Regions from separate parts of the Mus musculus genome. Here regions 1, 2, 3, 5, 6 and 7 are each linked to region 4. The links are chromatin loops, found by intact Hi-C in ENCODE. Cell type or tissue: left cerebral cortex. All regions are shown on one strand. Region 1 overlaps Tmem159 (transmembrane protein 159). Region 2 has its middle 16 kb from the start of Acsm4. Region 3 overlaps Rexo5 (RNA exonuclease 5). Region 4 holds the start of Abca15 (ATP-binding cassette, sub-family A (ABC1), member 15). Region 5 has its middle 2.7 kb from the start of Dnah3. Region 6 has its middle 21 kb from the start of Zp2. Region 7 holds the start of Abca14 (ATP-binding cassette, sub-family A (ABC1), member 14).

Region 1 (4,000 bases), 220 kb before region 4:
CCTAGTTTCTATGCCCCGTAGTCGTGATCAGACCCCCATCTGCATCACACCGGTTTCCTCCATGGATCCCTAGCCTTAGAACAGAAAGTCTCAACCCTCATCGGAAATGGGGACCAGGATAGATTCCCAGGCGCCCCGAAGGCCTGCCCCCATCTGGGGATTCGACCGGACCCGCAGCTGGAACGTTCGCGGTGGCGGTTTGCTTGCAAGACGCGAGAGTCCGGAGGCAAAGCTTTATTTGGAATCTTAGAAGGGGCGGAGCACGATCTTAGAGAACCTGGTTAGGCCCCCTAAAACGGAGAGTAGGCGGGGCACCTCTAGGCTGGTTGGGGTGGTGCCTTCCCACCTTCCCTGTGATGCTGCTCTGAAGAGGACCCTAGAAGGAGTAGATGGTCAGAAAATTGGTGGCTAGGTAGATGAGTGTGCCTGACTGCGGTCCTCCTCCGCATTCTTCCTACCCTAGCTTTCAGCAGACTCCCCAGACCGGTTCCGTGGCATTTGCATGTTTCCCAGGCCAAAGACGAGTTGTAATGGTGTATTTTGACTTGTAGCCCGCTGTAGAAATGTGATTAGGTAAACTGAAGCCTGGGGCCATCTAAATTCAGCACTAACTCGGAGCTGCTGCTTTAACAACATAAATAATGGTGCTGACGTTGGTTCTCCCCTGACCAAGGGGAGAGAATCTTTAGCTGGTGTGATGGAGGTGTGCATACTAGGCTCTGTAGTGTAGACACTGGTAAGGTGTGTTTGCACATAATGGGCAAGTGGTATATTCAGTCATTTGGGGCACTGTGATAGAATCTACTGAGCGCAGGTTTATAAGAACACTAGGTTAGCTGCAAGGAGATCCTATGCTTTCCAACCCAGAAAGGTGTTCTAGGAGACATGAAATAAGAATAATATATTAATATAGAATAATATTTTTATTTGAAAACTCAGCCGGGGTTAAAAGCATATCTAATTTGATTCATTGCCATAATGAAAAATGCATAAACGACGTGAGAAAGGGACTGTCTTATACATTCCAGGCTGTTGTTGAATCACAGAAAATAATTGTGCCAAGGCCTCGGGGACAGGTCTTGTTAGTGAAGACCTCACCACACATAAATAAAGTGTGGCATTGTACAAGGTTCTTGGGAGCCAAAGAAAGAAGAAAAAGCACCCCAAGCCCCTGTTGTCAGAGCAAAGGAAGCCTGGAGTGGTAGGGTAGCGAGAAGGGGGAGGGGTGAGATTGAATAGTACAGTACAATCAGTTTTCTTGTTTGGCATAAGTTCTCGGAGAATAGCCTTTCTGGATCTTTTTCTACACCGTGTGTGTGTGTGTATAAAACAGTGAAGTGTTCATAATAAATAATAAATGGATTTAGCTTTTTCCTCCTATCTTGCTGGTCTTTTTATGTAACAAACAGGAATATGATATACATCCTATGAGTATTTTTCACATATCTATCTTATTTAGGTTCATAAAAAATAAATTGCTGGGTCAAAGTATGTGCAGCTTAAATTGATAAATATTGTCAAATTATATTCATCTGCATGCCTGCTGTTAATGTATTGGGGATGGTCCGAGCTCCTTGGAGATTGCTAATAATTATTTTTTTTTTTGTTTCCTTCAGCGATAGCAAGAGACGGGGGGACATGAGAGATTGGGCTACGTACTACAGTAATGCATTTCCTGGTAGAGAGTTTACTCTAGAGTGAGACTGACAGACATTTCAAGATGGCCAAAGAAGAGCCCCCGAGTGTCTCCAGAGACTTACAGGAGCTGCAAAGGAAGCTGGGTTTGCTGTTAGAGTCTTTCCTGAATAACTCAAAGGTCAGTGCCCAATGCCACATATAATGGGAAACCCTGAAAACACTGGTCTGAACAAGATTGGACACTGTTTCTTTCTCAAATAGAAATCTACAATAAGTCAGGAATCTTCCTCCTAGTACCCTACTATGTCTGAGTGTGACCTTCATATCCATGTTCATTGTGGCTGCTAGAGCATCAGCCGTCATAGTGACATTCAGGGCAGTAGGACAGCAGGTGAATGGGAAGGAAGATTGTTTTCAAGACACCTCCAAATTAAGGAAGATTCCTGGAAGTCACCGAGAATCACAGACCACTAGTTACATCCCATATGGTGCAGAATTTGGTTGGATAGTGGCCCCTTGTGGTCACTGCCATTCTTTGGCTGGATCTAAAGAAGCTATTCTTAGTCTATACAGCAGACACTATTCTTTTCTTTGAAATGCTTGACTCATTTGTTCCCCTAAGCAAAGAAGCCAGCCAGTGCCTCATTTACGGTCTGAGTTTTGTGTTCCACTAGAACTCCATCATCCAGCAGCAATGATTCTTGAGCCATGGGTGCACTCACATTTTCTGGTACCCAACCCGAACTGCAAAGAAGCAATGGGTTAATTTTAAGAATATATTTTAGTTAATATACCAAAAATTGTATCATTTCAGCATGCCATCATTATAAAAATTAATGGAAAAGAGAATATTTCACACTCCTTTTTGTACTAACTCTGAAATCTAGACTGTTATTTACCTTCACAGGATTATTGTGATGCAAACTAGCCATGGTTTTTTTGTTTTGTTTTGTTTTTTGTTTTTTGGTATCCTGTCACAGATCAGTGCGGTGGGATTTGAGATGCTCAGTTTCTTTGTGTATGGATCTTTATTGTTTTCTGTATGCCTTTCAGCATGTAAACAGAATGCTAGGGCTGGGAAGATGGTCCAACTGGTGAAGCTCTTGTCTGTTAATCGTGAGATTACAAGTTTGAATTCCCAGCATCCACACACAGATGGCCATATGAGAACATCTCCCTAATCCCAGGGTCCCTATGGCAAAGTGGGAGGTTGAGACAGCAGGATCCTGGGAAGCTCGTGACTAGGTATCCTGTCTTATTCAGTGCTAGAACAACAACCCATGGAGACCCTGTTTCAGAGGGTCAGGTGAAAGGCAAGGGCTAGCCCCTGAGGTTGTCCTCTGACCTCCACATGTGCACCATTGCATATATGTGCACTCACATACATGAAAGCACACGTGTGCACTTATACAGTATATGCATATTCACAAAAAGATTGTTAAAAAGTAAACAGTAGGGGGCTGGAGAGATGGCTCAGTGGTTAAGAGCACTGACTGCTCTTCCAGAGGTCCTGAGTTCAAATCCCAGCAGCCACATGGTGGCTCACAACCATCCGTAACGAGATCTGGAGCCCTCTTCTGGAGTGTCTGAAGACAGCTACAGTGTATTTACATATAATAAATAAATAAATCTTTAAAAAAAAAAAAGGTAAACAGTACCAGCTAGCTAATACTATTACCATTTTGTTGTATATCTTCTAGACGTCTATGCCATGTGCACATAAAAGTATGTCTGCATCTAAAGTGATGGGAACTGTTTTGTGATTTTCTTTCCCTATTGGACACCATAGTTTTACCAGCTTCTATAAAACACACACTTTACCATCTAAAGCCATATGCTTCACAGAGGCCTTCTTTGGACTTGCTTCAGAATGCAATTGGCATACTGCCAGTTTACCAGGCTATTTTTAAGATGGACAAGCAGCTTTCTAGTTAGTTGGCTGAGACTTCTTGGATGTGTTAGTTCAGTAAGAAAGGTCCTCGTGGCCTTTGCACATTTATAGTTCATTCTCATGACTTGTGGGAAATCACCATTGACACTGGCTTAGCAAGTACTTAGCAAATCACGATTCTGCAGGAAACAAGGAACTCAGGTCCTGCAAGTTTCTAGTCCCAGTGTTTTTGTAATCAGATCAGTGCATGTCCTTATTTTATGCATATTTCTGGAAAGATGCATTAATGTATATATTTTCTGTTGATTGTTGACATTGAACTTAGGTCTAGCACGAGGCTAATTTGTGTCTTGAGCAAACATGCATGCATTTTCTTCATAAGGATCAGTAACAAAAAGACACTGCTGCTGCTGCTGCTGCTGCTGCTGGTGGTGGATATTTTAAATTGCTAAGCAGAAATTAAGAATGTGA
Region 2 (4,000 bases), 650 kb before region 4:
TTTGGGCATCAAGCAAATGTCAGTGTGCTTCAGAGGAATGAGGTCACAAAGCACGCTTCTAAGAAAGCAGTTGCGCTGGGGTTCATGATAAATTGCCAAGTAGAGATTATCATACAGTTGGGGATTCAGAAAGAATCCTTGTGTTAAACAGGAAGGTGAGGAGAAACACAGAGGGAAACCTTGTTTTCATTGAATGACATGAATCATGTAATGCTACATCCCTCTGCTCTAACACTACAGGGCTTAGGTGTTCTGGATCGAAGAGGGGGATGCTGTGACCTCCAAGGACCCTGGGTGGTTGGCCCAGACAGTTTTCCTCAAGAGGTCTTTGAAGCTCCCAACTTAGTCATGATCGTCCATGCACATTCTGCATTCTGCTCCCTGGTTTATCCACACATTTTAAAACAAAAGAAAAGGCAAAACAATGTCCTAGTAAAATAGGAAAACGTGGTGCCATGAGACAATGTCAAATTAAAAATGGCCACTGTCCCTTCAGCAAATCCTTTATGACTTGTTCGACAAATGCTGAAGGATGCTATGGTTCAAATACAGGTACTGCCTCTAAAGTCCATATGTTAAAGACTGGTCCCCTGCCTGGCACCTGATACCGTGAACCTCTGAAAGGTAGACCCTTCTAGGGTGTCCTTGGAGTGCTTAGACCTTAAAAGGACTGAGAGATCTGGCCCCTCTACTCTCTGCTGTCTCATTCTGACCTGATTCACTTCATGTTCTTTTCTACGGAACAGAGTGTGTGCATGTATGCGTGCAAGTGCATGTGCGTGTATGTGTGTGTGCACAAGCGTGTGCCCATGCACACACACATGTAGAGGACAGAGGACAATGCTGTCTTTCTTCTTCAATTACTCTCCACCTCATTTTATAAAACAGGGTCTCTTCACTGAACCTAAGGCTCATTGTTTTGATTAGATTGGCTGACCAGTGATTCCCAGGACCTACTTGGATCTGTGATAACAGACATGCTGAGGATATTGTGGATCAGAGTACAGGTACATATGCTTGCAGAGCTTGGCCATCACTGTTACTCACTAAGCCATCTTCCATCCCCCAGGACAACTTTGAGTTACCAATGCCATACCACGTGATTGGAAGAAAGGGTCATTTCATTCCTTCTCATCTCTCCGTCCTCCCTTTCCCTCCCCTCTACCATCCTCCCATATGTATCTTACAAGAACACAGGCTACAGGGAAGATTGTCTCTGTCTCCACTCATAACTAGAAATGAATGAGTGACCTGGTGAATGGCTTAGTGGGGTGATTTGACTTTACCAAAGCTGACCTTGCCACAAAGATGTTGCCGTGTTTTGTAACAGAATTCCTCCCTGAGGTTGGAGACCAGCTGGGTCTGCATGCTAATGGTACTGTGGGCCATGGGCCATTCCTTTCCCCTCATGCAACTATGGCTTTTGTAAATCCAATTGATTCAGTGTGGGTGAGGAAATCGGGGCCAGTTCATCAAAAAGAGAACTGGCATGCCAGGGAGGGATCAAGATCTTTAAAGTGAGCCATTCTTTTGATTTCATCTATATCTTGACATCGCAGTGAAGGCCACCTAACATATGCTCACACTAAAGTTCCCATGCTCATGGCGTATAATTGGTATAACTCATGTTTCTTTGGTGATGCTCAGGGTAGGAGCAAAATGCAGTTAGAGCTGCAGTTTCAAGATGTAGCCACAAGATGGCAGTAGGAAGCTTTAGGCGCTGGAGCCCACTCCAAGTTCCTGTGTTTTGCTGCATAATAGCAGCGACTTAGGGGCGGGGGAGGGGCTCTCTACAGCCATTTAAAGCATTATGGATGGATACTCTGAAAACTATAACTTTCCAACCCAAAGTGGAGACCCCAAGCCAGAGAAGGTGCATTGAATTAGCTTCTCATTTTAAAGGGCACCACATCGTATTCAAACTTAGAAAATTGTGTTTGTAACTAACTCCTTCCTTGGTTACTGACATTCTGACCATAGATCCTGCTATTTATTTTCTCAAATATCCTCAACAACAGAGGACAGAAAGTGCCCTTCCTGAGATGAAAACTGACAAGCAATTCACCAGAAAAAGGAAATTGTATCGTAGTTGGAGAGGGAGCTCGGGCCAGCACTACTGGACTGGGGGGTAAGAAGCTTAGCCAAGTTTGGGGGGGGGGGGGCGCAGCAGGATCTTGGTTGGTGGTGAGTGTGCGGGCAAAGAGCACACACCTGGGAACAGCTTTAGAGAACTTAATTCTGTTTAATGGCGGGGCGGGGAGGGGTATTTATGTCCCTGGGGAGGTGGCAATGGTTTCTGGAGCAAGGTTTGTGTGGCTGTGCTCCTTTGAGCAGGTCAGGGGTGTTGGAAGATGTTTCATCTACATACTCAGGGGGTGTAGGGTCTGGGGAATGGGAGACCCTTATTCGGTCAAACAAGGAGTGAAGCCTGGTCACCTTCAGGGTAATAAATTCTTACCAGGGTTGACGGTAGGGCAGCCTACTTTACGGTACCATGTTGGGAGAGGGGATGGTTGAAACTCTCCTTGACCCTTCCTCCACAGTCCTGGGCCATTATGGTCCCACATGGGAGAAGTAAAACACTCTCTAGTCCCAGATATACTCGTGTACATTCCTAGAAAACATAACGAGTGTGAGAGCTAATAAAGACGTTCATCGAAGTTACAGTAATAATAAAATGTATTAAAATTAATTCTATTCTGCATACTATGAATGAAGAACCAACAAAGTAAAGTTTTAAAACATTCACCACAATAGAACTGATTTTTAAAATATCATTAAAATACCTGCTCCAGACAACTTACTCGGCTTATTAGATTAGGTACTGATGGTTGGATTTTTTTTTTTTTTTTGAGACAGGGTTTCTCTGTATAGCTCTGGCTGTCCTGGAACTCACTCTGTAGACCAAGCTGGCCTCGAACTCAGAAATCTGCCTGCCCCTGCCTCCCAAGTGCTGGGATTAAAGGTGTTCGCTACCACTGCCCAGCTCGCTTGTTGGATTTCTTATCAAGAAAATAAAAATGAAAGTTTGACTTCACATTGGAAAACTCACCACTCATTAAAGACCATAGGTCTGGCCATGCTTCTATAGTAGGTCCAAAGCAATCAAAACGAATAGTGAGTTTTAAATGTGTGGTGTGCCATTGAGAGGTGACACAGCCCTCAGCCCTCCTGAAGCTCTGTACACCATTTCAGGGTCCTGCCTTGATGGTATGTAAATAACAAAACGCCTCAGCTGAAATGGCTCAGAACTTTTCAAGATGTATTTTATGTGTACGGGTGTGTTCCTGCATATCTGTGCACCACATGCGTGGCTGGTGCCTGTAGATGCCAGAACATGGTGTTGGATCCCCTGGAACTAGAGTTACAGACAATTATAGCTTCTATGTGGGCACTGGGAATTGAACCATGGTCCTCTGAAAGAGCAGCCAGTGATCTTAACCACTGAGACATCTCTCTATTCCATATTCAATATTTTAACCCATGTTTCATTTACTTAGATCTTCCCTCTATTCCTTAATAAAAAGAAAAGTCCACATCCAAAACTGTTAAAAGCACTGGGTCTCTGTTTTGTTTTGTTTTTAACTCCCCTGTCCTATTTCTTTCAAGCATTGGATGAGTAATTAAATGTCCTGGCTTAAAAGGCTTTTCCTAGGGGCCAGTTTTCTTACTGCTTTGTACTAAAAGGCCCTGCCTGGGTCTTTACTTGTGTCAACCTGTTCCATCCTTATGAAAGGCACACTGAAAACACACTTTCAAACAATTAAATGATCAATGAAATAAAGAATTGGTTCTTTGAGAAGATACCCAGGGGTAAGGAAGACGGCTCAGTGGGTAAAAAGGCGTTGACACTCAGCCTGAAACCTGAGTTCAGTCCCCAGAACCCACATAATGGAAAGAGAAATCCACTGCCCACAAGCTGTCCTCACCTCCACATTTACACGGTGGCCAATGTGTACAGACACGCACTACATTTTAAAATGTAAGTCTCTTTTAAAAT
Region 3 (4,000 bases), 480 kb before region 4:
GATCCACGCTGCTGGTAAGGCTTTCCCGAGAGTTAAAATTACATTATTGAGTTTTCCAGTTTCATTATTGCTACCTTTTACTGAATTTAGCTTTCAGATCTTGAACTGTCTTGTCATTTCATTCAGTCACATTCAGTATTATCTTGGATTTATTCTGATCGTCTTTAAGTTCACTGAGTTGTTTACTGGTTTCTGATGGTGCTTATGATTTTCTTTTAAATTTAACACTAGGTAGTTTTTATTAGAGAATATTTATACAGGACTCCTGGGTTTATAGGGGGATATAATCTCTTAGCCTTTAATATTTATGTTTTTGCAATGTGACTTGGTCATGGAGAACAATTTTGTGGGTTATATGTCTGATTCTAGCCCACCTCTGTTGATTGGAAGTTTTGGTTTTGTTGCCCATGCTTGGTTGGCTTCAGATTGAGTATCAAGAGTTGGTAGTCAATCCTTCAGATACTAAATGTTGATTTTGGATTGGATGAACAGGGTTAATTCCAATTCAGTGGTAAGCAGGAACAGTAAATGCGTTGCATAGCTGTTATACAAGCCGAGCCAATTGGGTGAGCCAAGGTCTTAGCTAAGCAGGAACATAGGGTCACTAACAGTGAGCCTCAGGCTTAGGAACAGGGCAGGTAGGTAAGTGTTTAGGATACTCACCAAAGTTAGCCAGGACACAGTATGTTTACACCCATAAGGTTTGGTGTGGTGCAGGTGGGCAGGGATCCAGGAAACTCACTGGCTGACACATGGAGATCTGTCAAACCCTTAATAAGCAAGTATTGTGCTACATAGATAGACTCTGGGTCAGAATTAAATTATTCATGTTCTTACTAAGCACAAACATTGCAGTAATGCCTCTGTTAAGTAATTTACCAAGGTCACTCAGTAAGTGTAACTAGTCAGGCTTTCAACCATAATGATCTGACTCCAGAAACCTGCATAAAAGACTTAGTACTTACTAACTTGCTAGTTAACCATTTGTGTTTTACTCATTTTCTGCCTGTCTTGTATCAAAAAGCTCCATTAGTTCTCTTAACCCAGTCCTATGAATATTCATAAAAATGTGACCGTGAACTAACAGGTATCAAAGCACTATTCCAATAACATGCATCATTAAAGAAGCAATAGAAAGATTTTCAAGTAGTACTAACAAAGCTTTAAGTAAACTGAAAAGACTAACACTAGTTTCTAGGGACTCTAAGGACAGATTCTCATTACTGAAACCTGGTTCTTATTTGCAACTGTATGATTTAAACAAGTTATATCTGAGTCTTTCCTTGGAAGATGGAATGAATACTTGTCTTTTTAAAACTTAAAAGCAGCCCAGTGATACAAGTGTTTAAAACTGTCCATACTTGATTTTACAAAAGAACCCAGTAAATGCTGGTTACTACTATGCTTCTTTAAACCTTGGTGCCACTGATCTGTTAAGTGGCAGAGCTAGGATATGAATCAGGCTTCTTCACTGAGCCCTCTCCAGCAGGCAACTTTACAAAAGCTGCCTCTTGGTGTATGGCACATGCCTACTTAAAAACTTACTTCCTCAGCCAGGGGATAGTGGCACACACTTTTAATCACATCACGCAAGAGGCAGAAGCAGGTGGATATCTATGAGTTTGAGGCCAGCCTGGTCTACAGAGTGACTGTGTAGCCAAAGCTACACACAGAGAAAACATTGACTTGAAAAAACAAAAGGCAAAAAAACAAAACCCAGCATGTCTTTGTTTTTATTTATTGCAGTGCTTTTGGGTCGCACCCTGGCCTAGGACTGATGAAAATAAAAGAGGAAGAAGAAAGTGATACCCCAGGCGTGAGAGTGTGAGTCTCTGCACTTTCCAAGTGCCATTTCACATGCAATGATGGCAAGCCTCTCCCTCTTTCAGATAGCTTTGGGATACCCTCTAAAGTATATTGTCATGTTCAAAATTCCAATAAATGCCTAAAACTCAAAACATTTCCTCCTCTTAGATGTGGTGGTGGTGGTAATGCTGGGGGAGGGTGGGGGTGGATGAGTATTTTGTGTCTGAGTTTATTACACAGGTACTGATTGATTCCTGTAGCACTACCATTAAATGACATATACTGAGGCCAAGAAAAGAAAATCCAGCCAGTTTGTCAAGTTTCTGTAAGTAACTGGCTAAACTGTTGACTCCTTGGCATCTGTTAGAAAAGGGGGCCAGGGGGTGGAGATAGGCTGAACAAACATCTGGCAAAAGCAAAGAGAGTGGAAGAGACTTAGCTTTCAATCCCATGTTTGGGAATTCCTCCTCCTTGGGATATAGCTGCAGCATCACTCTTCACCAGCAGGTGTCCCCATCGGACAGGGCACTACTTGGAAACTGGAAACTTCAAACTCACAGTGCTAAGTTTTAAGGTGACTCTCACAGGTAATGCTGTGTTGGAAAGATGGGACATGGCTCCACAATTCCTAATCTTGTAGATATTAACTGATCCTGAGAAAGTAAATTCAGACACACACACCAAGAACCTTGCTTTGTATACACAGATCCTATAATTCCACTTGAAAAAGTGAGAGTAGTTAAGATACTTGTATTAAAAAAAGGGGAGCGGGGCGTAGGGTAGAAGATACCATAGGGTTATTAGAAAGGAATGAGTGTGCACACATCCCCCTTCAAATCCTAGCTGTTTTAATTATTTGCTCAATATAAGTTGAATACTATTAATTCACAAGCAGATGCTAGTATCTCATAGAATTATTATTATTTGGCTTTTTGAGACAGGGTCTCACTTTATGTAGCTAACCAGGCTGTCCACTATGCTGGTCTCAAACTCAAAGAGATCCACCTGTCTCTGCCTTCTGAGATCAAAAGCACCTCATCGGGCTCTCAGAATTTACCATGGAGATAACTTCACTTAGTTGTTCATAGTTGTGCATGTGAAGGGGTACTATATAGTTTTGATTCCTGATGTGTAGGGTAAATATACAAAGCTATGCATACAATTAGAACCCAGCCTGGAATGCTATATGCCAGGATGTTAACAGTATTTCTGAATAGTATGACAGGTAAATCATATTTTACAAAAGGCTTTGATATCTGAGGTTAAGAACTAAAAACAAAACAAGAAAACCCAAGCAAGCTTGGTGATGCATGTACTCTGGAGGCAGGGACAGGTGGATCTGAGTCTGAAAGCCAGGCCACAAGGCTACATAGTGATGCCCTGGTTTTTACTTTAAAAAAAAAAGTTCAGCATTATTATAGTTAGGAGAGAAAAGAAATAGTTCTGAAACTTTAAAGTTGGGCACTTAGATAGTGTTTAACCCTTAAATGTATGTAGCCTCTCTATAAGTTGGACCCTAAGTAGAACAAAGGTTTGATGTGAAATTGACACACATTTTCCTGGAGTCCTCCACTGGAGGAAACTTGGGCTAACTTGAGTTTCTTTTCCAGCTTGGGTTCAATTAGTATCTACCCCTTGAGGCTCCGGTCCAAATAGACAGTGCCTCTCCTGGACATAGACAGGCCTGGGTTAGAACTTTGGTTCTGTTGCTGTGTGTTTGGGTCATTCTGAGTTCATTTCCATAGCTGTATAAGATGAGGAAATACCTACTTTTAATAAGTATGAGACTTCAAAGTTCCATTTGTGGAACATGTCAAGAACAGCAGTAAAAATGCTATTTTCCTATGAGACCCTGCTTAAAATGGGAGCTCAGAACCTACTTCATGGTTGTTAGAAAAAGTCCAACTTAAGAGCACATAAGTGGCAAACATTAGGGGATTTTGCAAACTGTTCCAAGAAGCCATCAAGGCACTCTGAACCTAAGGCACTCCATTTCCTTCAGAATGGATGAGGGTTTCCCCCAGGCCCCAACTGCAAAACTGAAGAAATGGACCTGGCCCGCAAAAGCCTCCGAAGATTCTGCACACTGTGTTCTTCCAGCTGATGCTCCCACCTTTTGGAAACCAAAGCTGCCAACTTGGCCTCTTGCAAAACACACATTCCATTCATACGTGCGTTTGCACATTGTTCCTCC
Region 4 (4,000 bases):
TATATACATGCGTATATATAACTATGTGTGTATCACTGTCCCTGCGTATATATAACTGTGTAAATATATTTACATAATAAAATGTATCCCCTTCATTATAGACTTAGATGAGTATGTGTATCTAGTATGTTCAGATCTACATGCTAAAGTTATGAAATACCCTGTTCTCCCTCCTAGAAACATGAAAGAAACAGCATTTACCAGGGTGGAGACAAGGTCTTTTTTTTTTTTTTTTCTTTTCCAGAGTATCCTGAGAATAGAAACATTCAAAGGATGGTGATATAGTTGGGGCAACATGAAGAACACTATCATTACATTGTAGCAGCTGGTTGTGCACTGGAGGAGGAGGAGGCCCCAGGAGAATCATCTCTTTCCCAGAACACACATACGTTCATGTCACACACAGTCAATGTCAAAGATTAAAAGGTCAGCTGAACAGTCATTTCCCCAAGTCAAATCAGGAGTCTTTGCACTAAGAACATGAAAGTCTAAGAACAGAAAGGAAACATTTTTTTTAATAGTGTGTTTTGAGCCACATGTACCTCCAATCCTGTCATTGAGGAGGTGGAAGCTGGGAGTCCAGGAGTTTAAGACCAGTCCCCACTACAGAGCAGCTATGAGACAAGCTACATGAATCTTTGTCTCAAAAATGAAACAATGGCAAAGGAGAATCCCGTGTCTTCTTTCCTACTCTGACCCAGCTCTAAGACAGAAAGAAGGTGGGGTGCATTCCTACAGTCTAGGCAGGGAGAGCTGTAGCCTCCCTCAGCCCTGAAGTAGGCTGATCCACACTTTGACCTTGCTGCCACTGAGAAGGAAATTACCTAAGGTGGAGCCTTCTGACCTAGATGGCTCTTTTGTTCTGCCACCAGCCACTGCTCTCTCCAAGACACTGCTACCCACTGAGAAGCCTCTGAGATTTTCCAGAGGAATGTCCTATTCTGCACATCGCCTACAGGCTGGCTCCAGACACCAAGAATGGACTGGCAGGGGATGAGCCTTCCCCCCTTTTATAAGCACACTCTTGTAAACTGGAGGGCCTTGAACAGAATCATGTCTTGGCTCCATTAACCTCTCGCCATCTAAGTCTCTTTCAGCCCCAGCCTGCCTCCTTGGTGTACCCAGTCCTTGTAAGCCTCAGGCCGGCATACAACAGAGAGCAAATGGCGAACACCATGAGACGTTAATCCTCTCTCTAGCACTCAGTCTGAGAAATAGACAAGTATAGTGGGCAGCACAGAATCACCCAGCAAACAGTCTGGGGCTGCTGTACTGTGGGGCGGCTTGTTCTCGGCGTTTGCATCCTCAGTTGATACTGTCAATAACAAAAGTGAAGCAGGCAAGCATAGGAGGCAGGTTAGTACCCTGGGACCCTGTTTGGTTATGCCTATGCTCCCTCTTGTAACAACACTATTGGCAGCCTGCTCCTTTGCCTGGATGAACTGTGCACACACGTGGTCTGTGCACACTGCACACTATGGAGCATCAGAACCCACTCACACCCCTACCTGCGTTGATTGGGTTCTCTGTGAACCATACTATCAATTTCTCTGCCTCCAGCAATAATCAAACTTAGTGGTTACTTTCCAAGAATATTCTGACATATCCTTGTAACAAGAGTGTAAAGGCTGCTATGGCCTGAGCTAGTTTCAGGTGCATGTCCAGCAATGCAAATTCTGTTAAGTGAACTTTTATGGAGAATGCCCTAGTCAAAACTTAGGCCTATTCACAACCGGACATGCATATGGTTATCTTGCTATTTTTGCAGGTCTATGTGAGTCCTTGTTTTTAATTCTTTGGATAGGAGGCTGAGAACCTGTAAACCCCGGACCCTGCCTCCCCAACTAGCAACAAAATGATATCCAGAAGCCATCTATGTGTCATTGCTTTAGCAGATTAAAACATGTGTGGAGTCTTCTACGGTCCACTCTCCGTGACCGCATCATTGAGTCATCGCAGGTCTGGGGAAAGTAGGTTTTGCTACTTACTTTTTGTCATTGGAAGATTGGCAGGTGCCCAAAGGTTTGACCACAGCAACTGGTGCGCAGGTCACTGTTTCCCCCTAGAGACAAGATGCCAAATTACAATTTGCACAGGGAAAGTTTATTGAAGATATTTAAATGAACTCTCGGCACTATCGCTGATGAATGAAAACATCCAAGGAACAAGCACAGGGTAGCCGCGTCCGCTCCGCGACGCGGATTCTTCAAGGGCTGAATACCTGAGCGCCTGAACTGGAAACAGCTGTTGAGGCTGGGTTGTTGGCAGCCTCTCGCTGAGAGCCAGACAGCTGTGGCCCTGATGGTCCTGGACTGTAAGTGCGGGGGTGAGGGAGCAGGGGTGGGGATTTTGGGGGAGTATGCTGTCCAAGCTGCTGCTTGGCAAGTTACCAGGCCAGAGCCAATTAAAAAAAAAAAAAAAAAAAAAAAAAGTGAAGCAGAAGATAACCCGGGAGAGAAGCTTCTATGGTGTTCTTCCAGCGCCCTCTCCTGACAAAGTGTAATGTCACATTAGTTCCCGCTCCTTTTAGCGCCATGCAACAATAAATCCCTATCATGCACGTCAAGGATAGATAACTTGCGGTGCCTGTCAGAACTCAGAGCCTGTGACTCTAAAATGAAACCACACTGGAAGAGGGTATCAGGATGGGTAGAGGCAAGAAGAGTGGGCATTCATGGACCTGTACAGCACTGGGATATTTGATATAGAGGTGGAGTCGACCTCTATTGACAGGCTAGTGGATGAACCCAGATGAAGCAGGTGGGGAGTCTGAGAGCTGAGGGCAAAGGGCTTAGGCAGCTCCTGCACGCGGGTTCATGGTTAAGTCAGTACGGACTTGGAAGGAACTGAGAAGAGTGGCTAGATATCCCAGATTGGGGAGCAGCATAGAGTCAGAGAAGCGGAGAGATGGGAGGGAGAACGGAGAGAGGGGTGTGTGAAACACTATACTGCTGGGGCTGTGGGCAGAGGATCCCAAGTGTGGAAAGGAACAATGGTGCATGGTGGACTGAATGATAGGCGTTGCTGAGAAGGATTTGGAACAAGTCAGGCTCTGTGCTGGGCTCTGTGCCAGGTCTCTCTGACTCCAGGTTGAGCTTGCTAGCTCTAGTAACTCATCTCCTAACTACAGTGCATGACTGTTGATCTATCGCCAGGAGCCCTCCCAGACCCGCTTCCGTGCTCTTTCCCTCTGAACTGTTGCACTTGGGAGAACAGGAGAAATATATGGTTTCGGCATATGCTCCGTGATCCTTCTGTTTTGTTGGCTCCCCCTACTCCCAGCCCATCCCCTGTTCCTCCCCCAGCACGTGCCTCCATCTTTTTTCTTGCACCTGACTCTCCTCAACGGCTCACCGCACTTGGCGCGTGCCTCTGGTCCACCCACGACTGTACTTTTAATTCGTTGCACGAGATCCGATCCGGGGCCACGATCTTGGAAGAAAGAGCACTACCCTACAGGACGGTTAGCTAAGGCCTTGCTTGTGTGCAGGAAGAGCTTCCAGAACTGGGCCATATGATGCTCTTCGGTGGATAAGGCGCTAAGTGGTTTAAGGTTGCTTAACTAGAGCAGTAGTGGTGAGTCCTCCCTTGTGTGTCCCCTGCTCTCACACTGCTTTCAGATACCCTGGGAGTTCAATCTCCCTTTCTCTCTGTCTCTCTCGCTATTTGCCATTTTCTATATAGAAATGGGGATAATGCCAAAACCACAGCTCGGGGTGTAGGAGGTCAAAGGCAAAACGGCAGGATGCCCCATCACTGCCCTTTGAGTTGTGGACCAGCCAGATCTTCACAATGAGACTGTCTTAAAAGAGGGTGGGGATTAGCCCCACATTTTTTCCTTTACCCAGAACACAGAGTAAAGAGATGTCTGGGCTGTGTAGGATTTGGTTGCCTCCCGAGCTTCACTCTTCTGCTCACTTAGTTTTATTCTTGTTATTCTCGTTCCCTGACATACTGGCAAGTTGTTTCTCTGAAAGTCTGGGATGTAAATTTTAATCCT
Region 5 (4,000 bases), 230 kb before region 4:
GTTTTCCAGAACAAACCTTACCTCCTTTTTAAATTTTTTTAATTTTTTGGAGGGGGTAATATTGTGAATGCCCATCCCGTAATAAGATAGTACATCTAAAACAGTTTGCACATTGTAAACTCATCCAAATTTGCATAGGACTTACACACACACACACACACACACACACACACACACACACACACACACACACACACACTTTGAGACAGGGTCTGACCGTAACTTTGAACTTCTGATCATTTGCTTCCACCTCCTCAGTGCTGGGTTTTCAAGTGTGACCCACCATGCTCAGATTATGCAATACTGGAGATCAGCCCAGTGCATGATTGGTAAACTTGGTTTTAAGAGAATTTCCCCACTTTTGCCACTGTAGTTTTGCATCTTGAGAATGTCCTCTGTCCTGGTCAGGTTGGGACAATTTTGTCATCCAATGCAACAGGCTCTTTATGAATGTTGTGGCTAGTACCAATATAATAGTCACAGGCACACAAGCACTTATACTTAACACACACCTACCCAAGATTCACCATTGCACCAGCATCCAAAGGGCTTATTAAATGGCTGCTTTCAAAATTCTTTCAAAACCAAGTTAGACTTGTTAAATTCCTTCAGGATGCTGTGGTGCATGCCTGTCTCCCCATCTCCTGTTCCCTTAATTCCATGCTCGAGGAAAGTAAAACAGAGATGCAAAGTTTTCTGACCTTGACTCTTCTTTATCAGAGTGGATACAACATGAAACTTTTCTTTACTGTTCTTTCCACAGAGCAACTTCCCAAGGCATAAATGTTTTCAGCTCCATTAAAAACACCAAGCAACTCAGAATTTTTCCACTTTATGCTCAAGGTTCTGCTCTCTATACTTTAAAGTAACCTGACCTTCCTCATTCCTTATGATAATATTTCTTACCATAAAGTACACAAAGGGTCTGGGATGTGGCTCGCATGTAGTAGAACACTTGCCTAGCACATACAAGGTCTGGCTTTGCTGCTCAGCACATAAATAAATTGTACAGGATCAGCCCTTTGTGTCAGTGAGCTGCACAGACTTGCATCCATGTGTGTGAAGGGTAGAGAGAAGCATGGGGCTAATGAGCCCATGGGCTCCTGGGTAAGGAGTCAGGCTCTTGTCTGAAATATTGTAATGTGCTTTCAACACTAGCTGTGTTCAAAGATATTAAAACCAGACCTTCTGTTCACTGATGGATGTGATCTGCGGGTGTTCGTGCCCACCACATGAGAGGAGAGGTCAGCTGGATTTAGGTCATGTTCCCGCTCTGGCTATTAACAGTTAAAGTGAATGCATTGCTGAAGACATCCCACCCCCCACCCCCAATTTCTTATTCTTCATAGCCAAGTGCTCAGGATAGATCTCAGAGGGGTGAAAAAATTGCTTAACTAGAACAAGTATGTTAGGTCCATTGGGGCTAGTATGACCGCTACAGGCTGATGACTTATTAAAAAAGAAAACCAACAACAAGAAACATTTCTTATAATTCAAAAGGCTGGAAGTCTGAAGTCTGGGTGTCAGCATGGTGAAATTCCGGCAGGGAGTCTAGACAGCTAGCTTTTTGTTGTGTTCTTTCCTAGTACCCTAGTAGAAAGAGGTAAAGTTCTCGCTCCTCTCCTTCCTTTTCTTCTCCTCTCCGCTCTTCCCCTTATAAGGCATTGATCTTATTCATAAGGGCTTGCTTCATCTCCTTGACTTATTGACCTCGAAAAGGTCCCCACCCCACCACCTAGTACCATCACATCAGGGGATGAAGGGATAAAAATATTCAGTCCACTGCTGTAAGAAGCTGTGGAAAGGCCTAGGAGACGCTTCCCATGGGTTTATTTTATAAATCCTTCGAATGTTCCTCAAGAGTCAAGTTCTTGATGCTACAGAGGTGCTAGTAGATTCCCCACCCCCAAGAGGAGAAATGGAAGCAGAGGCAGCGACTCTCCAGGAGAAGCACAACAAAGATGCACGGGGAGGAGGATTAGAGGATCAAAGAGCTGTCCCTAGGTGGCACCCTTGAGCTGAAATCCCAGAGACGCCTCAATATTCCACAGCTTGGTCTAAGGAAAACAAACCCATCCCCAGCTCCCTGGGTGAGGACTGTGTGGTACTGCAGCTACCGAAAGTGTAAAGCCAGACGAGAGTGCCTGAAACTAAAAACTTCAGGGACACGCCCTTGACTACTCATGGTCCACTGTGTGCTTCATTTCCCCTTTCTGATGTCAGTGGAATTGGAGTGAAATTCCTTAAACTTCTTACCACCCCCATCAGTCATCTCCAAGCTCATTTTTTTTTTTTTTGTTACCAGCTTAATTATTTCTTGGAACATAAGGTGGCTGAAGTAACATCAATTTCTCCTAGTGATAGGGATTAGATACACAACCCAAGGGTATGCCAGGAAAACAACCTACCACCATCTCCCAACCTCCTGGAATGTATCTGTAAAGCATTTATTAATTTATTTATCTATTCGTTTATTTATTTACTTACTTACTTACTTACTTACTTAATGCGTATGTGTGTTTTGTTGGTACGTGTTTTTTCACCACATGCATAGAGTGCCCACTGCGGCCAGGAGAGGGCGCCAGATTCCTTGGAACCGGAGTCACAGTTAGGGTTATGGCCTGCTTTGTGAATACTGAGTATGGAAGCTCGGTCCTCTGGGAGAGCAAGCAGGGCTCTTAACCGCTGAGCTACCTTCCTACCCTTCCTTCTCCTCCCATGAAATGTTTTTGAGTCCCTATTATGTGCTTGATAGGTACGCAGTTCTTTAAAGGTATCTTTTCTGTTGTCTTCAGTAAAACCCCCATGGTTTCTCTTTTTTACCCAGAGTTACTCTTCAGGATGCAATGGGTACAGGGCCTTTGGGTGAAAAGAACCTGAGAACTTGTGATGGTTTGTATATTCTTGGACCAGGGAGTAGCACCATTTGGAGCTATGGCCTTGTTGGAATAGTGTGTCACTGTGGATGTGGGCTTAAGACCCTCACCCTAGTTGCCTGGAAGTCAGTCTTCCACTAGCAGCCTTTGGATGAAGACATAGAACTCTCAGCTCTGCCTGAGCCATACCTGCCTGGATGCTGCCATGCTCCCACCTTGATGATAATGTACTGAACCTCTGAACCTGTAAGCCAGCCCCAATTAAATGTTTTTTTATAAGACTTGCCTTGGTCATGGTGTCTGTTCACAGCAGTAAAACCCTGACTAATACAGAAGTTGGTACCAGGGACTGGGGTATTGCTGTGCCTGACCATGCTTTTATTTGAAAGAATGTGGATTTTGGGACTTTGGATTTGGAAAGCAGTGAAATCCTTCAAATGGGGCTTAATGGGTCATCCTAGTAGGAATATGGAAGACTTTGTTGATGGGAGTGATTTGACCTGTGTTGACCTGGCCCAAGAGATTTCAAAGGAGAAGAATTTCAGAATGTGGCATAAAGACTGTTTTTGTGAAATTTTTGGTGAAGAATGTGGCTACTTTTTGCCCTTGTCTGAGAAGTCAGCCTGAGGCTGAGGTGAAGAGACTCAGATTAATTGCATTGACAAACGAAGTTTTTAAAAAAGCCCAGCTTTGTTCTCTGGCTAATTAATAGGAAGAGAAGTTTGAACAATCACAGCAAGCTTAGAAAGGAAAAATATAAAATATATGGTTCGAATATTAAAGGGGTGCCAGGAAGTGAAATAGAACAAAATCTTGTGTTCTAGGAGATAACAGATTAAGGGAGTGGGACTTTGGGGCAAGATCCTACCCAGCTAAATTTAGATCCATCATGGTGGTACACACCTTTAATCCCAGGAGACAGGAATGCTGATCTCTGCATTCAAGGTCAATCTACAGAGCAAGAACCAGGATAGCCAAGCTTAGGCAGTGAAGGATTTAGAAAACATAAAGCTAGTGATAATGTAATAGTACAAGGGGATCATGTTCTAGTTCCTGTAAGCAGAAGACCTCAGCAGCTTCAGCCATGTGGCTCTGGCTCTAGAGTTAAGAATGGAAGGAACTAC
Region 6 (4,000 bases), 200 kb before region 4:
TGACAGCTCACAAAGTGACAGTCTCTTGTTTTCAAAACACCAAGGAGAAGAGACTTAGCAATTACATGAATTACATTTCTTGCCATGTGTATACACAATCACATATATCTTGTCATGGTTCCTATTCTCTAGAAGTAAGTCTTGGGAATGCCCCACACTAAGGAGAAGGCAAGGGAACCAGAGATGGGTCACGGCTTCCCCTAGCATCTGTAAGAGACTGTGATGAGTGCACAGAATAGAGGTGAAGGGCTGATAAAGATGAGGCCACTGCAACTACAGAGATTAGGTAGGTATAGCTCTGTGACTAAAAGAATGACAGGCTGTAGGTGTGGCTCTGGCTATGGTGGGAGGTGTTCCTGGGGCACAGTGGCCCTAAGTCTTGAAGGCAGGAAAGAACTTAGTGTGGCTGGGCATGGAAAGAATGAGAGTGGAAAAGGAACAGAGATCCACACCACAGCACTGAGAGGGAGGCACTGCAGGCTCCTATATGGAAAAATGCTGTGGTCAGACATCCAGGTGTTCATTACTTTTTTTTTTTTTCTGTTTACCTGTCTCCCCTCTGCCCCTTTTCTCCTCCCTGTTTTCCTTCTCTCCTTCTCCCTCTGCCTCCCTCACTCACTCACTTGCTTCCTCATTCTTCCCTCCCTCCCCCCAGTTCCTCCCTCTCTCCCTTCTTCCTGATAGGGAACTTCTATAATGACTTCTATATAGTCAAATATGACTTCAAATTCTAGCTCCTTCTGCTCCAGCCTCTGTATAGTATAGATTATATTTGGATTATATTGTAATCTACGCCCAGATCAGATTTAGGATTGTTGTGACTCACAGCCAAAGGTCTGGGGACAGGAAGGCCACTTAAGAATCTGCAAAGGCTGGGGACACGGGATGGCTGTGGGTTTGGCTTACACTTGGCGGAAGGGGATGAAGATCTTTCTTGTGTGGACATCTAGAGGTGTTGGTTGGTTGGTTGGTGTAGGTGGAAAAGAAAAGGGGAACACAAAGTTGACATCTAGATATTTAGCTCTAACCAGTGGGTGGTGGTAGCTAGTGATACTATTTCCTGAGATGGGGACTATGTGGAAAAGCCTACATCCCAGATTGCCCCTATTAGTCCAGCTATGTCATCTGACACCAAGAAGATGTTCCAAGTAGATTGCTGGCTTAGAGCAGGGTCTCAGCTGGGACACAAGATTTGGGCATATTTACAGTGCTTTGCGCAACCCGTCCGGGGAGGCTTCTCAGCTACTAGGCAAGAGCTTTTCAAAACACATTTCTGATTATGTAAACACTCTTGCTCCAGACTCAGCCAAGTTCAAATGCTTTTCCACAGCACTTAGAAGCACTAGACCCTCCTGTTCATGAGCAGACCAATTGTTTTCCTCGGCCTGCTTATTGTTCTTAAGCATCAGCATTTAGTTCACAGAAAGGAAGCCAAGGTTTGGCGATTAAGTGACTCTCTGAATTCATCCAGGAAGCACGGCATCTAAATCAAGACTAGGTTAACTTAGCCTCATGCCATAGAAGCTGCTGGCCTTTTATACACAATCTGAAGAATAGCTCACTGGAAAGGCGACCAGGGCCCACGCAAGAGAACTTTAGCTTTACACAGTAAATAATTTTACCTTTCTGTCCAGAAAAGTTTGTTTTGTTTAGCTTTGAGCACTTGCTGTGTGCTGAGTGCTGTCTCCAGTCTGCATGCTTCCAGTCAGTGCAAACTCCTGTCCACTTTAAAGGGGAGGAAGTGTAAAGGTTGAGATCTTTGGCTGCCTAAGAGCAGTTTGGGATGTGGGACTCAAACACAGGTTGCCTGCTTGAAAAACTCACCCCCGGAACCAGTATGAGTTCCTCTACCTGCCTTTGAGGTCTTTTGGGGTAGGTATGTGTTCCCAGGCATGTGAAGTTCCCAGGCAGCAGAGTGTCCATGACCTTTGTTGTTACGTAGAATGGCTCCAGGGGTCACTGGTTTCATATTGTAAATGTTTAGTTTCCCATGGAGTAGTGCCCATAATAGCAGTGTGTCAAAAACCATCTCTTTGTGGCTTCCATTGAAACCATGGGTGCTGTAGCTTCCACCTGGAGATGGAGAGAGAGAGAGAGAGAGAGAGAGAGAGAGAGAGAGAGAGAGAAAGTGCCATCCTCCCCCACTCACCCGAAGTTTGTTTTTAAGCCAGTAGAGGGAGCCAACATCACAGCCAACTGAAGCCAGCCACCAGATTACAGACCAGCTGTGAAAGCAGAGCGACTGAGTGACTGGCCCTGCTTTGACTGTGGCAGGCACAGTGTGAGCTTTGGCACTGTCTACTCCCCGAGAAGCCAGGTGGAAAGCATCTTCTCCACCATCCCTGATGTCATCAGCAAGCCTGAGACCCAGGGAGGACAACAGTTGACCCAGGGCCATGCTGCAAGTCTCCAGTCTATAGCACTGACTTTGTGTCATGTTTCCTGGCTCCTGAGTTCAGGAGCTAAGACACTGCAGTACTATCTGGTCTGAACCAAGCTTCTTTTCATAGTTGGTCCTTGGTTTCTGTGGGTTCTGTGTCCTTGGATTCAACCAAGCATGGATGAAGAGTATCTGAAAGAAAAGTGTGTCTGTGCTGGACATTCACAGGCTTTTTATTGTTATTTCCTAGTTGATACAACAAGCCTTTACATAGCACTCACAGTTATTAGGTCTTAAAATCACTATTCTAAGTAATGAGGTATGTGTAGGTTTTATACTAATATGGCTTCTTCTATAAGAGTGTGGTGTGACTTTATCTGGAGAAACATGAGAAAATGTCTACTCTCAGATATGACATAACTGTTACTTCTAGGGGTTTGGATTGGGTTCGTTTTCTCTGCCAATTAAAGAATTAAAAGGCAAAAAAAAAAAAAAAAAAAAAAAAAAAAAAAAAAAAAAAAAACTTGAGAACAACGGGAAGCAGCAAAGGAAATCTGAGACTCAGCTGGTGAAGAAAGAATTTTATTAAAGGTAAGGAAATTTGAGCTCGAGAGCGCACACACACACACACACACACACACACACACACACACAGCAGACCAGTCTGATAAGTTCAAGGTCTGGTTAAACAAAGTTGTGGGTCTGTCAGCATCCCTTTGTTTAAACTGACCAACTCTAAATTAAGGAAAGGAGAATACCCCATCCCCATTCCAGCTAACCAAAGACCCTTAAAGCCCCCAGCCCCTCAGGCTTCAGGAGAGGGGCACGGGCGTGCGCGTGCGTGCGTGTATGCCTGTGAGTGTGTGTGTGTGTGTGTGTGTGTGTGTGTGTGTGTGTGTTGGGGGATTACTGGCCAGAAAGGAAGCCCTCTAGGTCTTTGTCTCAAGCTGCTAGGTCCTTTTCACAGGTCAGGATGGTAAGGAAGAAGCCAGAAGTTTGCTATCTTTATTATTTATCTGTGGCCCCCCTATTGTCTGTCTAACTTGTAGTCTAATGGCAGACCAAGAATCATGATTAAAATAGCCATGCTTGGTGAATCTGTGCATTTACTGGGGCCACTTAAAGGAGCAAGGATGAGGGATTGTGTGCAGGAGCCTGGGCAGCTCAAAGGCAACTTCATCATTTAAAAGCGCATCTCAGTGTGGGTGGCGAGAGTCACATCAGCTGCATCCCTGGAGCTCACTGCCCAAACAGTCATCTCTGTGAAAGAGTCTGTCTCCCCTCCAGTGTTCCAGCTTGTACAGCCTTGGAAAGGGGCCTTGTGTGATCAGTAACTTTATGAGGTTCCTTTAGCTTCTTTCTCTAAGATGGGACAAGTGAGCTACACTTCCCATCAAATCTCTTCCCCGCAGAAGTATTGGTGACAATCAAAGGACAGACACAGGCAGATCTGGTCCTCTAAGGCTTTGAAAGGGCTGCACCCAAAGTGAAAGCTACTCTTATTTTTTGACTATACAATTTGCTTATTAATCAGAAGAAACATACTAATTAAATGTTTTTATATGTATTTTTCTGTGTGTTTTATATGTATTGTTTTTAAAGATTTGTTACATGGGCTTT
Region 7 (4,000 bases), 120 kb before region 4:
TGGGAGTGATGATTCTTGAGTCAGCTGTTCCCATTCCTGTAATTAGCCAACTGACATTCCTGGGCACGCTGTGTGTGTGTGTGTTTGTGTGTGTGTGTGTGTGTGTGTGTGTGTGTGTGTGTGTGTGTGTGTAGAGGACTTTCTGGTTCCACCTTGCTCTTCCACACCAGATCCCCTGGGGGTAGTATTGTGAGAAAGGCAGATGAGAAGGGGCTTGGAGGGTTTTGTTATAGTTTTAATTTTGTCTATTTCTGGAGTTTCTTCTATTCCCAATCTCCTTCCCACACCACCCCTAGTCCTTAACTGTTGCGTTAAACGTAAAGTTGACCCAGGTTAAACAAAACAACCTTCACCTTGAAGTCTCAGACAAGGGTAATGGCTTCCATCATGTAAAGAGCCAAAATGCAGTCTGTGTATTTGTTTTCCCCAAGGAGTTCATATTGTATTTAAAAGCAGGACTCTAGGCAGTGATGCCTAATGTTCTACTATTGATGGAGTAGTGACGCCTAACCTTGACCAGTAATTGGAGAAAGTGCTTCCGGGAACTCAAAGAAAATAGACTATTCTGCCCCAGAGTGGTAAGGTGTCAGGAAGGAGCAAAGAAAACTAGGGCTGCAAATACTCATAGCAGGAACAGCCTATCTCGTTTGACTACATCAACAGTCACCGAGGTATGCAGATGCTCTTGTTAGCTCCAGGGTTTGTCCAAGGTCATCCTGGGAGTCCGCAGCAGTTAGGTTTCATTTGGGGCATGTGTGTGTGTGTGTGTGTGTGTGTGTGTGTGTGTGTGTGTGTGTATGTGTGTGTCATGTGTGCACATTTCCAAGGAAGCCAGAAGAGGGCATCAGATCTCCTGGAACTGGAGGTTACAGGTGTAAGCCACCCTACATGGATACTATGAAGTGAACTAGGGTCCTCTAGAAGAGCTCCAACAGCAGAGTCATCTCGGCTGCCCGTTTTGTTTTGTTTTGTTTTGTTTTGTTTTGTTTTGTTGAGACAGGGTCTCACCTAGGCCACCCCCGGCTTCAAAATTCCTATGTAGTCAAGGCTTGGCCTTGACTTCCCAAATGCTAGGACAACAGGTGTACACCACCAGAGCCAGCTTTAATTTTTATTACTATTAAAACAATACAACTATTATTAAGTGTAGTAATGACTTTCGAGAAAGACTACTATTAATAAACTCAGTAGTAATGTAGGGGAAGCTGCTGCGTCTCTTCCCCGCCTTCCCTGAAGCAGTATCTCTGCCTGGGGAAATTTTCTGCTGCCCCCTACAGATCTAGAAAGAAGTGGGTCATGTCACTTGCTGCTCCCTAGACTGATACCAACACACTAAAGGTGAGAGTGCAGCAAAACAGTCCAGTCCCCAGGCTGCAGCAATATCGAGTCAGCAAGGCTTACTGGACACACAGAGTAGGTAAGCCAATGCTCAAGAGAAATATTAAAACAGCAAAAATTAAAAGATAAAAAATAAAAAGATAAAAATTAACCAAAGGAGAACAACAGTGAACAATATCAAAAATTAAATAGAAGTTAGAATAGCGGAGCTTCTCTTTTGCTGTGGATGGACGGACTCTAAGACAGCTTCTAAGCACATACGTACACAAAAAGATTGGAAATGTACGAAAGTTTTTATCTGGACCTCTGAGTTCTGCTATCGCTTCAACCGTCTTGCTGGCTTTACTACGAGAATCTCTGTTTCTAAAGGAGTGAGCCAAACTCAGTAGAGTGGAAAAGGCTCCAGAGTGCACAGGGGCTACACTCAGGCGGCTCCTTCCAGCGCGCGCCTGGTTCCCATCGCGCACCCGGATCGGATCTGCGCCGCCAGGCGGTTGGCTAGAGCGTTGAGAGGAGCGGTGCCCGGGCGACGAGCGTCCCCTCGTGGCTGTGATGGTGGCCGTGGCTGTTGTGTAGTCCGAGAGGTGTGTGTCAGGGATGGACCTGCTCTGCAGCTGCCCTTAGACGCCCCAGGAGTCCGATGTGGGTCCTCCACATCCACCCACAGGGACTTAGGAACGAATTTCATTGTGTATGTGTGTTGCCAGCCTAAAAGAGAGGACTGGCTGTCTAAAGCAGTGGTTCTCAACCTTCCTAATGCTGCGACCCTTTAATACAGTTCCTCATGTTGTGACGACCCCCAACCATAAAATTGTTGCTACTTCACAACTATAGTTTTGCTACTGTTATGAATCATAATGTAAACATACGTGTTTCCCAGTGGTCTTAGGTGACCTCTGGGAAAGGGTCTTTGAGAACTGCTAGTCTAAAGAGTTAACATCTGGACATCTGGGCTGTGCATGCTGTGGATACAAGGCACATCAGTCTCAAAGACGGTTGAGGTGGGACACTTCTAAGGGCGGAAGTATACCGCCCTGGGTTTTGAAATTGAGCTTGGGGCTGACAGGGATTTGTTGCAGGAGTTGACTTCCGTAGCAAGAGGCAGTGTGCGGAGCATATGTAAGTGACCCATGCATTGTGGAGGCTGAGGCAGGAGCTTGAGGGCAAACAGGCTACAAGACCCTGCCTCAGAAAGCAAACAGAAGAAAAGGGCCCTTAGGCTTTCCTGGGGGTAGTTTTATGATAGACATTGTGTGCCTGTGTTACCCTCTTAACTTCCCAACTTATGGCTTGGCTAGTTTGATTATGACCCCTTCTCTTCTCTTCCCTCCCCTCCCTGCCCCTTTATTATTTTTAAGACCTGGCTGACCTTGGGCTCATTATATAGTCCAAGTTACCCTCAAATGCATGGCAGTCCTCTGTCCCCAGCCTCCGTAGTTCTGGGATTAACAGCATGTGCCATCCCATCTAGCACGACTCTATTTTGATATGGACACTGTTTACAGTTGAGGGGCTAGAAGGAGGAATTCGGGGACCCAGGATCAACTCTGGTCTTAACCTGACTTGAGGCAAATCACTTGACTTCTGTGTCTCCTCTTCAATGAGAAAGTAATTCTTTATTAATCTCACAGGCTTAAAACATTACAGTTCCACACAACATAAGATTAACCATATTTTTGAGTGTCCCTTACCACACTCAATGTCTGTACTAGTTCCAGAACATTTCATCACTCCCCAAATAAACCCTGCACTTATTAAGCAGTCGCTCTCCACTGCCTACTCCCTACAGCCCCTGGCAACTGCTGCTCTTTTTGTGTGCCTGGATTAGTGAAGTCTGGACAATTCATATGAGTGGAATCATATACGCTTTGCTTAGCATACTGCTTTCAAGGTCCCTGCCTGTTGTAGCAGGTACCCTACCTACATCATTCCTTATATGGGCAAACGAGACTCCGTGGTGGGGAATTGCCTTGTCCCATATTGTTAATCAGTTGAATGGACCTTGGGGTTACGATGACTTTGCGAACATTTTTTATATGTTTTATTTTACATTTGTTTATTTAATGTGTGTGCACGTGTGTGGAGGTCAGAGGCAGCATGTGGGAGTCACTCCTCTCCCACCACCACGTGAGTCCAGCAATCAGACTCAGCTCATCCACCTTAAGGAAGCATCCTTACCTGCTAAACCATCTCACTGGCCCTATACTTTGGGGTGGGGGAGGGGAGACAGGGATGGACATATTTCTATTTTCTAGAAGTGAAACTGAAGGATTATACAGACATTGGACATTTGGCTTTGTGAGAAGTAAGCTGCCAGTCTACTTCCCAATACGCTCTGCCCCATGTGCCACCAGTGGGCAAAGGTTCCAGTTTTCTCCTCTCTCGGCACATGCTATTTTCTATTTTGTCCTTGATATAGAATGTTAGTGTATAGCACGGGAAGTTGAAGCCCAGTGAACATTTAGTTCTCATTTGTTCTGGGTGCTAAAGTGGGGAACTTTTAATGAGGCCTTTGGCTATCTGTTTCTTTGTGGAAATGTCTGTTTAGGACTCGTTTTTATTTGTTTACTAGGACTGTATTTAGCCCCTTATTTATTTGGTGTGTCTTTTGTTGCATTGTAAGGGCTGCTCTCTATGTTCAGGATCTGATTTGGCAACGCTT

The links. Hi-C counts contacts between places; a loop is a spot of excess contacts. Peaks named below come from ENCODE experiments on the same cell type or tissue, not always from the same donor. Only the 100,000 strongest peaks of a DNase experiment are listed, where the experiment ranks them.
Region 1: it touches region 4 in a loop (3-fold over the local background); 12 of 42 quality-filtered maps call a loop at or near these places.
Region 2: a loop joins it to region 4, with 8 times the contacts of the local background. A loop is called at or near these places in 9 of 42 quality-filtered maps.
Region 3: it touches region 4 in a loop (5-fold over the local background); 13 of 42 quality-filtered maps call a loop at or near these places.
Region 5: a loop joins it to region 4, with 4 times the contacts of the local background. A loop is called at or near these places in 11 of 42 quality-filtered maps.
Region 6: a loop joins it to region 4, with 10 times the contacts of the local background. A loop is called at or near these places in 22 of 42 quality-filtered maps.
Region 7: a loop joins it to region 4, with 2.8 times the contacts of the local background. A loop is called at or near these places in 7 of 42 quality-filtered maps.

What each region holds. Positions count from the first base shown.
Region 1 is chr7:120,103,014-120,107,013 of GRCm38, forward strand. Tmem159 (transmembrane protein 159) reads left to right here. Exons shown (of 5, transcript NM_145586.1): 2 at 1,617-1,816. The coding sequence starts at 1,721. Among named protein-coding and RNA genes, the nearest start is that of Tmem159, 2.6 kb to the left of the region's middle. In left cerebral cortex, a CTCF peak has its summit at 2,161 (motif pointing left); DNase peaks (open chromatin) are centred at 305, 2,181 and 3,540; H3K4me3 peaks cover 669 bases; H3K27ac peaks cover 227 bases.
Region 2 is chr7:119,671,945-119,675,944 of GRCm38, forward strand. No RefSeq gene overlaps it. Among named protein-coding and RNA genes, the nearest start is that of Acsm4, 16 kb to the right of the region's middle. In left cerebral cortex, CTCF peaks have their summits at 1,688 (motif pointing right) and 1,890; a DNase peak (open chromatin) is centred at 1,686.
Region 3 is chr7:119,846,986-119,850,985 of GRCm38, forward strand. It overlaps Rexo5 (RNA exonuclease 5), which reads left to right. Exons shown (of 20, transcript NM_001370778.1): 20 at 1,747-1,958. The coding sequence ends at 1,828. Among named protein-coding and RNA genes, the nearest start is that of Dcun1d3, 47 kb to the right of the region's middle. In left cerebral cortex, a CTCF peak has its summit at 2,313 (motif pointing right); DNase peaks (open chromatin) are centred at 2,314 and 3,933.
Region 4 is chr7:120,325,249-120,329,248 of GRCm38, forward strand. It overlaps Abca14 (ATP-binding cassette, sub-family A (ABC1), member 14), which reads left to right. Exons shown (of 31, transcript NM_026458.4): 31 at 1-104. Abca15 (ATP-binding cassette, sub-family A (ABC1), member 15) reads left to right here and starts at 3,436. Exons shown (of 31, transcript NM_177213.3): 1 at 3,436-3,576. In left cerebral cortex, a CTCF peak has its summit at 2,494 (motif pointing left); DNase peaks (open chromatin) are centred at 2,113, 2,494 and 3,027.
Region 5 is chr7:120,096,012-120,100,011 of GRCm38, forward strand. No RefSeq gene overlaps it. Among named protein-coding and RNA genes, the nearest start is that of Dnah3, 2.7 kb to the left of the region's middle. In left cerebral cortex, CTCF peaks have their summits at 2,003 and 2,577 (motif pointing right); DNase peaks (open chromatin) are centred at 2,013 and 2,574.
Region 6 is chr7:120,122,743-120,126,742 of GRCm38, forward strand. No RefSeq gene overlaps it. Among named protein-coding and RNA genes, the nearest start is that of Zp2, 21 kb to the right of the region's middle. In left cerebral cortex, a CTCF peak has its summit at 2,194 (motif pointing right); a DNase peak (open chromatin) is centred at 2,205.
Region 7 is chr7:120,202,138-120,206,137 of GRCm38, forward strand. Abca14 (ATP-binding cassette, sub-family A (ABC1), member 14) reads left to right here and starts at 1,827. Exons shown (of 31, transcript NM_026458.4): 1 at 1,827-1,922. In left cerebral cortex, a CTCF peak has its summit at 1,852 (motif pointing left); a DNase peak (open chromatin) is centred at 1,845.